Regions from separate parts of the Mus musculus genome. Here region 2 is linked to region 1. The links are chromatin loops, found by intact Hi-C in ENCODE. Cell type or tissue: heart. All regions are shown on one strand. Each heading gives the region's core, and the rest is flanking DNA. Links, peaks and the distances in the headings are about the cores only. Region 1 holds the start of Mrm2 (mitochondrial rRNA methyltransferase 2). Region 2 holds the start of Snx8 (sorting nexin 8).

What was found. Peaks named below come from ENCODE experiments on the same cell type or tissue, not always from the same donor. Only the 100,000 strongest peaks of a DNase experiment are listed, where the experiment ranks them.
Region 2: it touches region 1 in a loop (2.0-fold over the local background); 19 of 42 quality-filtered maps call a loop at or near these places.

The regions. Positions count from the first base shown.
Region 1 is chr5:140,327,371-140,335,696 of GRCm38, reverse strand. It overlaps Mrm2 (mitochondrial rRNA methyltransferase 2), which reads left to right and starts at 3,799. Exons shown (of 3, transcript NM_026510.1): 1 at 3,799-3,844; 2 at 4,428-4,717; 3 at 6,917-8,023. The coding sequence starts at 3,837. The coding sequence ends at 7,359. Nudt1 (nudix (nucleoside diphosphate linked moiety X)-type motif 1) reads right to left here and starts at 3,837. Exons shown (of 5, transcript NM_008637.2): 1 at 3,742-3,837; 2 at 3,224-3,274; 3 at 1,078-1,242; 4 at 239-384. The coding sequence starts at 1,229. In heart, for the core only: CTCF peaks have their summits at 1,697, 1,897 (motif pointing left) and 3,434 (motif pointing right); a DNase peak (open chromatin) is centred at 3,776; H3K4me3 peaks cover 1,757 bases; H3K27ac peaks cover 1,514 bases.
Region 2 is chr5:140,386,075-140,394,400 of GRCm38, reverse strand. It overlaps Snx8 (sorting nexin 8), which reads left to right and starts at 5,093. Exons shown (of 11, transcript NM_172277.3): 1 at 5,093-5,253. The coding sequence starts at 5,160. In heart, for the core only: no CTCF peak of the experiment used is centred there; DNase peaks (open chromatin) are centred at 1,510 and 5,080; H3K4me3 peaks cover 1,918 bases; H3K27ac peaks cover 1,601 bases; H3K27me3 peaks cover 396 bases.

The DNA of each region.
Region 1 (8,326 bases), core at 42-8,041:
AGTGTCTGAAGACAGCTACAGTGTGCTTAAATATAATAAATAAATAAATCTTTTTTAAAAAAGAAAAGAAAGAAATTGACTCATCCCCACGCTACAAGTCTGCTCTGCCTGGCTGCCCCTGGTTCAGACGCAAAGCAAAGATAGAAAGGCTTGGTGCCTATACTTGGCAAGGGTTGGTTCCTTTCTCCTAGGCTGGCAAGTGAGTCTGGGTACCCATCCTTCCCTGCCCATGGCTCACCTTCACTTTCTGTGGGCGTCCCGTGCACATGGTCAGCCGAGAAGATATGCACGTCCATCAGCTCAGGAGAGCCCACAAATTCAAACGAGATGTGGCCTACCTTGTGCAGTGTATCCACGCTCAGACCACTTTCTTCCAGCAGCTCTCTGGACAGGTAAGGAAGGACGTGGGCATTAGCTAGCTCATGAACATGGCGTCCATGCTTGCAAGGGACAGGGGCACGGGACAGCAGCCCCAGGACTTGTGACCTGCGTATTCCAGGAGGACAGCGTGCAGAGGCATTGCTATAACTAGTTGAGAAATGACTTGAACTTCATAAATTCAGACATGGGATTACACACTTGTAATCCCAACACTAAGGAGGTTGGAGCAGGAAAGTTTGGGGTTTGAAACCAACCTGGGCTACATAATTAAAGGCCACCTGGAATATGCAGAAAGACCCTTTAAGGAGGCTAGAGAGGTGGTTTAGCAGTTGAGAGCACTGGCTGCTCTCCCAGAGGACTGGGGTTCAATTCCCAGCACCTACATGGCAGTTCATACTGTCTATAATTCTAGTTCCAGTGGATCTAGGACCCTCATACAGACATTCATGTGGGCAAAGCACCAATGCATATTAAAAAAAAAAAAAAACCCAGACCCTTAAAGAAAATTTAAAAGCCAGGTATGCTGGCCTAGGCCTTTAATCCCAGCCCTCTAGAAGTAAAGGCAAGTAGATCTCCGCGAGTTCAAGGCCAGCATGGTCTACATAGCATCGGTCAGTCTTAAGGGTATATTTCCTACTCTCTTGGGCTTCATCCCCAGCTAGGCTGGCTCTGTGGTCAGACTTCCCTTCTTCTCACCTCTTAGCCCCATCCTCAATGGTCTCTCCTTCCTGCACCTTGCCCCCGAAGCCATTCCAGCGGCCAGCACCAAAGCCCCTCTTCTTCATGCCCAGGAGAACTCGCTGAGGCTGTAGCACTAGCACAAGGGTATAAAGCCTGGAGGTGCTCATGCTCTCCTGGGTCCTGTTAAGAGGATGGGAAAATGTGGTTTGATTGGTCTGTAGTCTGTTAGAGTATGCATCATATGAGTTCTGTTGTGGCCAGGTGGGAGGGAGATACATTCTGGGAGAGGTGGATGGTATGACCTGCTAAATACACAGTCACAGGATATACACCCTGTGGCTTAGCAGGGCATGTACAAATGTGCCTTTGAGGTCCCCTTTTCATTTATATTTTTATGCATGTATATAAGTATGTATGTATGTATGTATTTACAGTGCTGGGGAAAGAACTCAAAGCCTTGAGCATGCTAGGCTAATGCTCTCCCATTGAGCCATACCCCAGCCCCTCACTGGGGGATTCTAGGCAGGGGCTCTACTACTGAGCCATACTCCCAGTACTGAGCCATCTCTCCAGCCCCCAGACAAAGCGTCTTATTTTATTGTTTCCTAGGCCTCAACTGGCTAAGGCAGTATACAGAAACTGGGACCCTCCTAAGAGGCTGCAGTGTATAAGAAAAGGAACTTGAACAAGGGCTGGAGAGATGGCAGTGGTTAGGAGGACTAGCTGCTCTTGCAGAGGACTGTGGTTCCATTTCTAGCATCCACATGGTGGCTCACGACTGTCTAACTCTGTTCTGATGCCCTCTTCTGGCGTCTTTGGGTACCAGGCACACATATAGTATAAATGTTAACAAAACTCCTGTATTCCAGCTGGAGAGATGGCTGCTCAGTGGTTAAGAGCACTGGCTGCTCCTCCAGGGGCACCAAGTTCAATTCCCAGCAACCACATGGTGGCTTGCAATTGTCTGTAATTCTAGCTCCTGGGGATATGGCCCCCTACACAAACATACATGGAGGCAAAGCATCAATGAACATAAAAAATAAATATTTTTTAAAAGCTATACACCACCTCTGGATGGTTTTTTAAAATATTTATTTGTTTGTTTGTTTGTTTATTATATACACTGTAGCTGTCTTCAGACACTCCAGAAGAGGGCATCAGATCTCATTACGGATGGTTGTGAGCCACCATGTGGTTGCTGGGATTTGAACTCAGGACCTTTGGAAGAGCAGTCAGCGCTCCTAACCGCTGAGCCATCTCACCAGCCCCCCAAAATAAATATTTTTAAAACCCTATACGTTCTCGAATAAAAAAATCCAACAACCCTATATGTGCACAATATAAGTTAAAATTTAAAAACAGAATAAGAAGAAAGGGAAAGAAAAGGGACCCGGAAGCTTAGGCCTGGTGCTGAGGTAAGTCAGGAGAAGAAGTGGGCTTAGCATTGGCCTGTGTTCTGACTTGCCTGTGCCTGAGCCTCTGGCTTCCTGACTCAGCAAAGTCAGCCATCTCTTATTAAGCACCGGCTGTATACAGCTGTCTTTCATAGCCACAGGATATCCACAGGATATCTTTCATATCCACAGATACCAGGATACCTTACCCTTCCATGGATACTGGGATTAAAGTATGATGAAATCACTTCTTTGAAATGGCATATTTGCCTGTAACTTACAGACATCCTCCGGCCCACTTTACATGCAAACTATGTAAATTGTTTTCATGTAGGGAGTGATGACAAATGTCCTCACATTCCATACAGATGAGTGATTTGTTTTGCAAGGATTTTAAACGAGACAGAGTTGTGCCATGTTCTCCATTCTGGACTTAAACTCACAATCTTCCCGCTCAACCACCTGAGTGTAGAATGACAGGCGTGCACCAGCGTGCTCAGCTCCTTGTCTCAGTGAAATGAGCAGTGAGGACATAGATTGGAATCAGGTAGAATGGGTGTGGCTATGGCTCTGTTGATTGGCATTGCTTCAAACAGAGTCCCCATACTGTTTCCCTTTGCAATGGAAATGGGAGTGGGTGGGTAGGGGAGTGGGGGGGAGGGTATGAGGGACTTTTGGGATAGCATTGGAAATGTAAATGAGGAAAATACCTAATAAAAAAAGTAAAAAAAAAAAAAAAAAGACTAAGAACAGAGTTTAAGACTTACTTTCTTCGTTTCTGAGGCGAAAACTAGTGCTCCGAGGTCAAATGGCAGAGCCTAGAAGCAAACAAGGGTGTCCTGGTAGCTGTGATAGGTGGTAAATCGGATGTGTGTCAGGGAACTTTGGACAACCTTTGGTCTGAATTGAGGTCAAGTGTTGCAGGTGTTGGAGACAATGCACATGGAGTGCAGAGCCCAGAACCTGCCTGCAGGGGGCACTCTGCAAATGCCGTTCCCTAGCCTCCCCTCCCAGGGGCTATGGCCGGTACAGACAGGCTGCAAACTGCCCATGCATCAGCTTACCGCCCAGGTCCCCTCTCCCTCTCATTTCTGCTCCCTACTCTCTGTAGTTTCCCTGGTCTTCCCGACCTCAGGCCTGCCCAGTACCCCAGTTTTCCTGGTGGGTTTGAAGCTGCTCTCTAGTCCTTCTACCCCTTCTCTCCCCAGATTTTCCCTGGCACCCCACTCCCGACCTCCAGCGTCTCTCCCGCACCCAGATCTCATTCGCCCGGGACCATCCATACCTTCGCGCCCCAGCCAAAGTTTCCCGGGGCGGAGCCTCGCGTTGGAAGCGAGGGCGGGACTTCCGGCGGCGGGAGGAAACCACCAGCAAGCAGCAATGGCCGGGTGAGTGAGTTACGGCGTCTGCCTGCGCTAAAAGGACGTCTTTGCATACAGGAACGGAGTGGATGACAGTAGTAGGGAGCTCAGTGAATTGTGTTGCAGAGGGGTGCTGGCGACCTCCGTCCCGGGGAGCGGGACACGGGTGTACGATGTTTATTCATGTACAGACGTGAGTGAGTGAGGCTTGCAACATAGAAATAGGTGTATGGGCTCCGTGGATAAAGCTGTGCATTCGGGAGGATTGGGGTTCGGATCCCCAGAGCCTACAAAATACTGGACATGTGTGCTGACCAAATGTAACCCCAGTGCTGGGGAGGCAGAGAAAAGGGGTCCCTGGAGAAAGCTGGCGAGATAGACTGGCAGGTTGGCGACCTTACATCAATACATAAGGTAGAGAGCAAGCGAAGGGGACGTCCCTTCTCTACTTTGGACCCCCATACACAGGCAGACACATGTGCACATACATGCTAATACACATGCGTGCATGCATATCGCACATACATATGCAGAAACAAAAAGGTTGAACCAAGACTTTCTTGCCTCTCTGTGTAATGCCCACCCGCTAACTCTTTTTTCGTCATTTCAGGCATCTGAAGCTGGTAGGCGTTCCCCTTAAGGTTCGGAGGTTACACACAGCAGTGTGTCACTACAGGGGCCGGACCGGCGCTGAGCACCTGTGGCTCACGCGGCATCTAAAGGATCCGTTTGTGAAGGCCGCAAAGGTGGAGAGTTACCGCTGCCGCAGTGCCTTCAAACTCCTGGAGATGAATGAGAAGCATCAGATCCTGAGGCCCGGTCTCCGGGTGCTGGACTGCGGGGCAGCTCCGGGAGCCTGGAGTCAGGTGGCAGTGCAGCGCGTCAATGCCACAGGCGCAGGTGGGACCTGCTGGACTCCCAGCTCCTCTGACTACTGCTAGTGAGCAGCTCTTACCTAGAGACATTGTTTGAGGCTCTTTCTAAGTAGGTTTAGAGATGAGAGTTACAGAAATACGACACAGGCTGGGTACAGGACACAGCTGCTAAGTAAAGTCAGGCCCCGCAGGCCTACGAGGTGGAGGCAGGATTAGAAGTTCAGGGTCATCCCAGCTACATGGTATGTCTGTACTAGAGAAAAAAAAAAGGGCAGAGGTAGGGGGTTGGGAAGGGAGCACAGGGTGGTGGTGATGCTATGAAGATGGGTTAGTCAGCAGTGGTTCTCACTCTGGGCTGTGACCCACTGGCTTGGTGGTTGAATGGTGCATGCCGGTAAGGCTGACAAGCTTGAGTTCTCGCCCCAGGATTTACACTGTGGACGGGAGAATTGACACCAGAAAGTTGCTGTGTGGACTCCACAAATGTGCCGTGGCGTGTGCTCACTTGCTTATATACCCTCTCACATACATGATTAAATAAGCAAAATGTTTAAAAAAGAACAAAGAAGAAAACCACAGGAGTTGGCGGACAGCCTGGGTTCGCACTATGTCCCTTTCTCTAAACAAAACAAAAAGCCCCAGAAAACTAAACAATAATGGCTTCCTTTGCTTTCTGTTGCTGTCATAAGCACCATAACCAGACACTGTGAGTAGGAAAAGGTTTCCACCTGGGCTGGGGGTCTGGGCCCTGTAAGAAAGCAGGCTCTTCGAGCCAGGGGAGCAGGCAGGCTGTGCGAGCCAGGGGAGCGGGCCAGTCAGCAGCACCCTCCATGGCCTGTGCATCAGCAGCTCCTGCCTCCAGGCTCCAGCCTTGATTGAGTTCCTGTTCTGGCTTCTTTCAGTGACAGTGATATGGATGTGTAAGTCACGTAACCCCCTTCTTCTCCAACTGGATTTTTGGTTATGGTGTTTCATCACAGCAGTAGAAACTCCAAGACAGCAGGGTTTGGGGACAGGACTACTAATGTGTCCCTGAAGCCTAGGAGCTCTTGGAGGTCCCACTGGGGCCACTGGATTCCTTACTCTGGGAATGTGATAGGCTGTGTACTGTGTGTGTGTGTGTGTGTGTGTGTGTGTGTGTGTGTGTGAAATGGTGCCCAAATAGGAAAGAGAAAAAGCGAAAAAACAGCTGCATCTGTGACATTGCCCAGCTGTGGTGGCTATACCTGTGACCCTAGCCCTCTGGTGGTAGAGACAGGAGAACCAGGAATCCCAGGCCTGAGTCACACAGTTCTCAAAGAACCAAGAGCCAAAAATGAAGGGCTTGGCTCTCAGAGAGGACTCAAGTTCAGTTCCCAGCACCCACATCAGGCAGCCCCTAGCCTCCGTGATTTCACATCCAGGCCTTGAACTGGGCAGGTACCTGCACTTGAGTGCACATTCACACATATGTAAATAAATAATACATCTGGAAGACAAAACAGTAGAGCATGGTCTCACATGGTTCTAGCCCTTTAGAGGCAGAGGCATCAGTTCTCTGAATTTGAGGCTAGCCTGGGCTATATAGTGAGATTGTCTCAAGGAATAAAAAGCAAACAAACATTAAAAACCAAAAAGGATTGTTGGGAGCTGGGTATGGTGGTGCCCACCTGTAACCTCAGGTACTCACTGGGTTAAGTCAGGAACTTATTATGTTTTGGGCTAGCCTGGGCTACCTACTAAGATTCCCATTTTAGAACCAACGCATACTAAATAAAATAAAAAATCATTTGGAAGAAGAGTCCTTCTGTGGGAGGGGAGCCTGGGGTAGTGAACTGACAGTGAAGTGGGATTCAGCACCTTGGCTGCGGTTCACCTCGGCTTGTCACTCTCCACGATGGCAAGGCCATTTCCTTTCTAGGTCTCAACTTCCCCAGCTATGCCAGGGGGAGTAGAGGACACCCTACACTCTACTACGTGTCTTTATTTATTTACTTATTTTTCAACTTTGAGAGACGAGATCTCACTTGGTAGCTCAAACTAGCCTTGAACTTGTGACAGTCCTCCCGCCTCAGGCTCCCAAAGTGCTGAGGTTATAGCCTGTGCCATTATTACATCTAACTCATGTGCCTTCATACCAAAGGTCTTTTGCGCACATACATGCATGGGTGCCTGACTGCCTTTTGTGACTTGTTTTTTGGTAGGGAGATTCATGGTTTAATAACACATTGTGTTACTTCCTTAGATTCCAGCTCTCCTGTGGGCTTTGTGCTTGGGGTCGATCTCCTTCACATATTCCCTTTGGCGGGAGCAACTTTTCTATGCCCTGCTGATGTGACTGACCCCAGAACTTTCCAGAAGATTCTAGAACTGCTTCCCAGCAGGAGAGCAGATGTGATTCTGAGTGACATGGCACCGAATGCCACTGGGATCAGAGACCTCGATCACGATAAGCTCATCAGCTTGTGCCTTACCCTTGTGGACATGGCTGTGGACATCCTGCATCCCGGAGGGACACTGCTGTGTAAAACCTGGGCCGGAAGTAAAAGCCACCTGCTGCAGAAGAGACTGACCCAGGAATTCCAGAGCACAAGGGTGGTGAAACCGGAGGCCAGCAGGAAAGAGTCTTCGGAGGTGTACCTGTTAGCCACCCAGTACCGTGGGGGGAAGGGCACCAGGAGGCCGTGAGTCTGCCCTGCCATTCTGGGGGTGCTTCCGGAGGAGCGTGGATTCAAGCTGCCTTGTGGATATGACCAGCACCCCAAGGCACCTCTGCTTTTAAAGAGATAAGCAAATATTTTCAAGGGCCGTGAAAAAGTGCTAAGAATGGGCAGCGCCATGGCGCAGTGAGGAAAGGGGGATTGCTGCTAAGCCTGACAGTCTGAGTGCAGCATCCGGGACCCCAGAGCAGCGAGAGCGCGTGCACGCACACGCAGGCTGCACACAATATGAACAGATATATTGGTACTGTTAGTTTTTGGCAATTTGTCTGGGAAGAAAGAATCTGACTGTGGAATTCCTCCATCGGCTCACAGGCTGAGCCAGGGAGACATTGATGAGTGACTGACGTGGCAGGGCCCAGCCCTGTGCGGGTGCTGCCATCCCTTGGCAGGTAGCCTGAGTTGTATGAGAAAGCGGGGTGAGCAGGACTGAGGAACAAGCCAGTCATCCATACCCCACTCCCCGTCTCCAGTTGCTGCTGCCTCCAGGTTCCCACCCCGAGAACCCACTTTGATTTCCTTCAGTGATGGACTGTGGTTGGGATGAGTGAGGCAAAGAAACCCTTTCCTTCCAAGGCTTTTAAATGCTGAAAACAAAGCAGTCTTCTCTATCATGATTTTATTTTTCTGGCTTTTGTTTACTTGTCTGTTTGTGAGGTTGAGTGTCACTATAACCCAGGCTGGCTATGAGCCCACAGTCCTCCTGCCTTGCTTCCCAAGTGCTGGGATGGCAAGTGTACACTGCCACACCTGGCTCACGCCATGTTTGAAGAGAATGTTAGGAGAGTGAAGGATATAAAAGGAAAAACAAAAAACAGACAAACTAGGCAGTGGTGGCACACGCCTTTAATCCCAGCAGAGGCTGGAGGAGCTCTGTGACTTGTGACTTAAGAGGCCAGCCTGGGCTACAGAGCGAGTTCCAGGACAGCCAGGGC
Region 2 (8,326 bases), core at 255-8,254, 58 kb before region 1:
GTAATGAGATCTGATGCCCTCTTCTGGTGTGTCTGAAGAGAGTAGTGGTGTACTCATATACATAAATAAATAAATCTTAAAAAAAAAAAGATGACTTCAAAGGAAGCCTCCCCTTGTTTCAGGAAAGAGATCCCAGAGCATCCCATAGACCGCGGTTGGGGGTCGTATATCAGGTACCTTGCATATCAGATATTTACATTGCATCTCATAACAGTAGCAAAACTACACAGTTAGGAAGTAGCAATTAGAGTAATGTTATGGTTGGGGTCACCACAACTCGGGGAACTGTTTTAAAGTATCAGGAACTGTTTCAAAGGGCTGGAGCATCAGGAAGGTTCAGAACTACTGCCTTAGACAAAGAGACCAATAATCAAGAACACAAAAGGTAGAGAACAAAGCAAGCTTCTTTAATTCCCACACTTGGGAGACATGCAAGGTTAAACACAGCAAAGCCAGCCATTAGCTGAAGTCTATCTGCTACCAGTGCTGAGTAGGGTTTTTTGGTTTTTGTTTTTGTTTGTTTGTTTTTTGTCAACTTGACACAAGCTGGGTTATCTGGGTAGATTCTCCATTGAGAAAACACCTCTGTCAGATTGCCTTTAGACAAATCTGTGAGGCTGGCTGGCTTCCTTTCTTTCTTCCTTTTCTCTCTCTTTCTTTCTTTCTTTCTTTCTTTCTTTCTTTCTTTCTTTCTTTCTTTCTTTCTTTCTTTCTTTCCTTCTTTCCTGATGCAAAGTCTCTCCACGTAGCCCTGGCTGTCCTGTAGACCAGGCTGGCTTCTAACTCACAGAGATCTGCCTGCCTCTGCCTCTCAAGGGCTAGGGAGAGGATCCCAGTAGTCTCAGAGGCGGGGTTTTATTACAAGGCCCTTCTTTTTACAGGATGGTGGCGGAGAATCTCACGCAGCCCAGGCCGTCCTCACACTGGTTATACTGTGGTGGATGGATTTGGATTCCTGATTGTGAGTTCCAGAATTCCAGGCATTTGGCACGGTACTTCACAAGTGCTTCTTTTAATGTTTATTTTTCCTTTAAAAAAAATCTAAGATTTAGGGGGCTCAAGTGATTTGATGTTTTAGTTGACCTCTGTTAGATTTCTTCCTGGCTTCTGACTGGCTACCTTGAGAAGAGACACAACCACAGATGCAGGTAGGGGCTGTTCAGGTGATGATAGAATGCTTGCCTGGTGTACACAAAGCCCTGGGTTCCATCCCCAGCACCATGTGAGCCAGACATGGTGGTGCATTCCTATATACCAGTCCATGGGGAGGTAAAAGCAGAAGGATCATAAATACAAAGTTATCCTCAGCTACACAATGAGTTAAAGGTCAACCAGAGATACATGGGACCTTGTCTTAAAAGACCAAAACCAAAAATCTTACCATCTTCAGGAGACAAAGTATGAGCCAAAAGCCAGGAAATGATCTGTGTGTGTGTTGAGAGTGTATGTACGCAGGCAAAGTGCTGAGTGTATCATTTGAAGGCAGCTGAAAGGAAGCCAGTTTGGCGGAAGGAAGTAGCCATCAGATGGAAACACTAAGAGTCATAGGATCTTGTGATCTTCACTGTGGCTTGAGGAAGCTGCTGGGTGTCCATATGCAGAACTCTTGTAGCTTGCATGGCTGAAAGGGGTCCTGGTGTGCTGGGACTGTGAGGTGTCCTAAGTTTAAAGAGAGACCGTTTAAAACCAACAACTCAAATTTGAAAATTATTTTACATTGTTATGAAACCAAAATTAGCTTTATTTATGTATTTATTTATGTATTTATTTATTTGGTTTTTTGAGACAGGGTTTCTCTGTGTAGCCCTGGCTGTCCTGGAACTCACTTTGTAGACCAGGATGGCCTTGAACTCAGAAATCCGCCTGCCTCTGCCTCCCAAGTGCTGTGATTAAAGGCGTGCGCCACCACACCCGGATCTATTTATTTTTAAAATTTATTTATTATATTATGTGTATGGGTGTTTTGCCTGCATGCATGACTGTGCATTACATAAACTCTTGCAGTGTCTTCTGAGGACAGGAAGAGGAGTTAGTTTTCCTCGGATTGGAGTTACCATGTGGGCACTAGGAATAAATCTGGGTCCTTTAGAAGAAATCCATTGCCATTAACTCCTAAACTATCTCTCCAGGTCCCAGTTGATAGCAGCCGGAACCCAGAGCTCTCTAGCTGCCTGTTAGTGCTTTAGGCCAAAGGCAGGGCCAATACAGAAAGGCAACACCTGAATTTCAAAGAATGGTGGGCAAAGGGCCCGACTGATGCAATACGAGACCACGCAGCCAAAGTCAGATGCTATGTAGGGAATGAGAGACCTCAGACACTCAGCCCTAAAAGAGATATTTCTATCACTAGAGGTATTGTACTAAAAAACAAGCAACAACAACAACAACAAATACCAAAAAAGCTTATGACATTTAGCAGAACGTCTTGCCAGCATGTTTAAATCCCTTGCTTCCATCCATCCATCCATCCATCCATCCATCCATCCATCCTTCCATCCATCTCCTTACAAAACTGTGAGTGGCGGTCCATGCCTGTACTGTCAGCACAAAGCAGTTGGAGACAGGAGGAACAGAACTATTCAAGGAGCTGGGCAGAAAGCTCAGCCAGGAAACTGTTTGCTATGCAGGCATGAAGATATCAATCCTGCAGGAAAAAGCTAAGTATGGTGGGAGTTGTAGTTTCAGAGAAGACAGGCTCATCCTTGGAGCTTGCTGGCCAGACAGCCTACATGTCCAAGATGGATGGCTCCTGAGGGGGAATAAATCTTAGGGGTTGTCCTCCAAACTCTACACACACACACACACACACACACACACACTCACTCACTCACATGAGTTTAAGGTCATCCTCAATTACATAGAGAGTTTGAGATCAGCCTGGACTATAAGAGACCTTGTTTTCCAAAACATACAAAAACCTTAATTCTTTTGTTTTTGTTTTTCGAGACAGGGTTTCTCTGTATAGACCTGGCTGTCCTGGAACTCACTTTGTAGACCAGGCTGGTCTCAAACTCAGAAATCCGCCTGCCTCTGCCTCCTGAGTGCTGGGATTAAAGGCGTTCGCCATCACACCCAGCTCTACCCAAACTTTTGAACCACTTTTGCTGTGGGGTGTTTGCCAGAGAAGACTGCTCTGGCTTAGGCTTAAGCCAATAGAAAGTATTAGCCCACTGGGGATTACACTGACGGGATCCCAGTGTCACACTGAACCTCTCTTAGGGTGAGCTTTTAAGCATGAAAACCAAATATGTCTGGGTTGACATATTTCGGTTAACAAGGACAGTTAGCCAGAAGCAGAACTACAGAAGCTGAAAAGCAAGCTTAGCACTTTCCCAGAACTATGGGCTTTGATGGATCAGGTCTTCATTTTTGGCAGGTGGTGTTTTGTGCTGAGTTTTATAGCCTGGATACTCCTTCCATGATGGAGCTAAGATCTGGGGCTCTGTTACACTTCTACACAATAGATTGTAGTCCTGGAAAATAAAGGGAACTAGACGCAGCTACAGCCAAGCTTAGGGCTTTAAAAACTTTAGAGGCACCAGCAGGGAGACTGAGAGGCATCCTAGGGCTCCAACCTTGGAGCCTTCAGTCCACTCCATGGAAATCATTAGACATCAATATCTGGAGAGGCGAGGTCTTTACTGTGAAATAAGAAAGGCCTTCCCTGATGGAGTCGAGACAGGGTTTCTCTGTAGCCCTGGCTGTCCTGGAACTCACTTTGTAGACCAGGCTGGCCTCAAACTCAGAAATCCACCTGCCTCTGCCTCCCGAGTGCTGGGATTAAAGGTGTGCGCCACCACACCCAACTGTTCTGATGGAGTCTTATTAATAACCCTCTTCTTCTCCCAGATATTTTTTTGCTTTTCCTTTACTTGAGATAATGTATCTATATGCAGTTTAGGTTGCCTTTCTTTTTTCTTTTTCTCCTTCTTTCTTTTTCCTTTCTTCTTCTTCTTCTTCTTCTTCTTCTTCTTCTTCTTCTTCTTCTTCTTCTTGTTCTCCTCCTCCTCCTCTTCCTCCTCCTCCTCCTCCTCCTCCTCCTCCTCCTCCTCCTTCTTCTTCTTCTTCTTCTTCTTCTTCTTCTTCTTCTTCTTCTTCTCTCTCTTCCTCCTCCTCTTCTTCTTCCTCCTCCTCCTCCTCCTCTTCCTCCTCCTGCAGTTCTAGACTCAGTCCTCATATTCAGCCCCGGGTCAGACACTGCTCCTGTGTGCTCTTACATCCTTGCTTCCCTCTGTCAGTCAGAGGGCCAGGCCTGGAGGTATGTATGTTCAACTTAGCTCCTAGGGAGGCTGAGGCAGGAGGATGTTCTGCCTTAGCTACAGAGTGAGTTCAAGGCTAGCCTGGCTAACTAGACCCCGAGTCAAAATAAATACATAAAGCTCAACGTCCTGGTGTGCATCTTCAATCCCAGCACTCAGGAGAGAGAGGCAGGCAGATCTTTGAGTTTGAGGCTAGCCATAGTGAGTTCCAGGACAGCCAGGGTTATATATTGAGACCCTATCTCCAACAATATACAAATAAATAATAAAGGGCTGGTGATACATAGCACAGTGGTAGAGGGCCAGCTCAGCATGTGGGAGCCTATGGGCTCAATCCCCAACAGAAAGGAGAATGGCCTGGTTATCTGCAAACAATTATGGAATGTTGTTCCTCATCAGTAATCTTCAGAGACCTATTATAGTCAGAAGACCTACTCTCTAGCCATGTTTCACGCTCCAAATCCCAGAAGGTACTAGAACACTGTTCTAATGTCCGTAGCACCTTTCACAGGGGCTGCCCCGGAATTCACAGAGCATGTGTGAGTGGGCAAGCGAATGCAAAAATGAATGGCAGCGTGGGTCAGAGGGTGGGCAAGAAGATGAGTAACAGCTGCTGGCTAAGAGCGGGGAGGTGGGTGCGCACTGGAGGGAGGTGGCACTAAGCAGCTGGGGCGGTACTCGCGCTAGCACTCAGTCTTGGACCAGAGCTGCTGAACGCTGCCCCGGCCGCGGCCACGTGGTTGGGGCGTGGCTCGTGGGTAGGGGCGTGGTCTTACTGCTTGGGGTGAGCGGAGGGGCGTGGCGAGGTTGGCATGGGCGTGGCCACGCCGGACAAGAGCTGGCGTGGGCGGGGCTGGCCGGGCGGGCGCGGGAGGAAGTCACGTGGGCGAGCGGGCTCACATGACTGGCCGCGCGATGGACCCGCTGCCCTCGCCGGCAGTCGCTGCAGCTGCTGAGGCGGAGGCTGACGAGGAGGCGGATCCGCCGGCGACAGGTAGGGCACGCGGCCCGATGGCCCTGTGCGGAGAGCCAAGTGCTTCACACTCGGGGACCACCTGTCAGTGCCACACCTCGCCTGGCCGGGGTGGGGGGGTGGACATTCTTGGGGCCAGCCTCTTCCCGCTGCTCCCTGGGACGCTGCTCTTCAGCCCTCCGTTAGCGAGCGGCCGTGTGGAGTTGCACCTGGGTCTTTTCTGACCCCACTTTGGAGACGTGGTCTAGAGAGTGGTTTATATTCATGTGTGACCATGTCCAGGGAAAGGGATGTGTCTTTGGTATCAGACTCTTTTTCCTGGGGTCCCCGGCTTTGTGGACTGTGGGGACGCATCCATGTGGCCAGAGGCGCAAGGGTGGAGCTGGGCCTGGTGTGTGCCAGCCAGGTCTGGCCAAGTGTCGCTGAGTATGGCCATCTAGAGCATTGGTGGAAAGACAGGTTCTTCTCTTGGGACGAAGGGTTTAGGGTAGTACTTTTAACCCCAGGGGAGGGAGGAGGATGTCAATGAACGCCTCTGAAGAATGGAGAGAAGGTGAAACTCCCCTCGGAGTTGGTCAACAGTCTTTGGGTCTTGTTGGGTAAAACATTGTATTTTTGAGGTTGTATGTTTGAGCCACCACTTAAGTCCCTATACCTGGGCGCCTTGAGAAAGGGAGACTGATCCAGAGCTACTTATGCCTTTTAAGAATGCTTTTTTAAAAAAATATTTCTAACTGTGTATATGTATGTGTGTGTGTGTGTGTGTGTGTGTGTGTGTGTGTGTGTGCGCGCGCGCCCTTGGAGGACAGATGTGTTAGATTCCCGAGAGGCCAAAGTTTCACCTGCCTGTTAGCCACTCAGTAGAGCTGCTGGGACCCAGACTCCTGTCCTCTGCAAGAGCTCTGGAGCCTGTGCTCTGAGCCCCTGCCTGACTCATAAAGCAATTCCTTGTGGCTTGTAGCAGTGGTGATGGGTTAGAGCTCTCTTGGCAAATTTGGGATCTTCCATATTACTTCCTAGAGAACTCAGCTAATGGCTGACGTTAGGAAGGATTTCGTCTAGATTTTTGACAGATCTTGGGCAGTGGTGTGACTTGTGTGTTAGTCACAGCCATGTAGTCCTTCACGATTGACAGGCCATCCCAGTAGCCACGTAAGTAGGAAAATGGGTTTTTCAACCTGTCACTTCCTTCTGTATGTATGAAACTTGGCACCAAGCTGGTGATGTGGCGAAGGAGATTTTCTTCCTTCTGCAAGAAACTTAGTTGGAGTGTGTCTTGGTGGAGCCTTTGGCTGGATGGACTAGAGTCAAAACACCTTTGGGAATCACTCTTGGGAAAACGTATTCTTGTGTGTGTGATGTTCTTGAGAACAGTGTGGCATGGCACAGGGATGGCAGTCAGAGGACAGCTTTGTGGAGTCACTTCTCTCTTCCACTGTTCCTTGAGTTCTAGGGATGGAGCTTGAGGTGGGTGGGCTTGTGTGTGTGAATGCAGGTAGCCACTGAGCCCTCTCACCTGGTCCCGAGGATGGCTTTGCTTTCAGAGGTAAAGAGCTCAGGCAGCGAACTTTCACAGGTTGATTTTCACTTCACTTCCTCTTCCTCTTCCTCATCCTCTTCCTCCTCCTCTTCCTCTTCCTCCTCCTCCTCTTCCTCCTCACCTTTTGCCTAGTAGCCTCCACCTTCACAGTTGGCTGATTTTTGACATCTCAAAGGATTAACTAGTGTGACTTATGGGTACATAGCAGATTTCCACTTTGGCTACCCCTTCAGAGCTGCCGGTAGTAGTCATGCGTAAAGTAGTGTTTGTGTTTGTAGCGGTTTGGAACTGCTGGGAGGAAAATGGGCTCATTGTGGTTTTCAGCACACAGATCCATTATTCGAAAGGTGAACCGTGTATACGCTGCAGGAGATTGGTCCTCAGGAGAACTGAACTTAGTGTGCTGACCTGCCTGGTCTTGAGCTCATAGAGGTCAGCCTCTGTCTCCTGACTGCAGGGATTAAAGGCATGTGCCACCACAATCAGCCTTATTTGTTTATTTTTGAGACAGTGTCTGCTATGTAACTCAGGTTGGCCTCAAACCCATAGTCCTCCTGTTCTCCGTATCTTGTCTTCTGGATGCTGAGATTGTAGGTACATGCTATCACACATGGCTGCACCTTGTGTGAGCAGAGGTCAGTGGTCCAGAGCAAGTTACACTTGCCGAAAACAAAGTGTCACAGCCTCCATAGTCCGTGATGGAGCATTCACAGGCTGGCCTCCCTGTTCAGACGGTAGATAGCATCTACCTAAGCCAGCAACCCTAGGCTGACGGTTTCCATGTCTCTTTCAAGTTGCCTGGCTCTTTTTTGTCTGCTTCCACTTTTAAGGACCCCTGTGAATAGGGGAGGCACCCAGAAAATGAAGATTTGTGTTCTTATGTTCACTTCAGAACAGCCTCGAATTTCACTGTAATTCTAATTCCTTTTGCTGAGTGAAAGTAAGAACATCACCTTTTCTGGGACTAGGATGCAGACATCTTTGGGGTCTTATGTCGCGTTCATCACAAGAAGATATCCTAGGAGTGGAATTGCTGGCTTCTAGGATTTGCACACTTGCTGTCTTTGACTGATGGAAGGCTGGTGCCATGGCTCAGCCAGCAAAGGGACCTGCTTGGGTGTCCTATGTTTGATTCTCAAATGGGACGGATGGAGAGAGTTAAGAACATTTAATTTTGTTTTAATATCCATTATCTTGATTAGTAATGAATTTCAGTTCCTTTACCTCCTTCCTGGTGTGACTCAGTCTCTGGTTTGATTGAGTCTCTTCCTCAATGGCTCGTCACCTTATTTTTGTTTTAAAGATTTATTGGTTGGGTGGTAGTGACCCCTGCCTTTAATCCCAGCACTTGGGAGGCAGAGGCAGGCAGATCTCTGAGTTCCAGGCCAGCCCGGTCTACAGAATGAGTCCTAGGACAGCCAGGGCTACACAGAGAAACCCTGTCTTTTTTTTTTTTTTTTTTTTTTTTAATGTATACACCATTGCTGTCTTCAGACATACCAGAAGAGGGTGTCATGTGGGTGCTGGGAATTAAACTCATTACCTCTGGAAGAG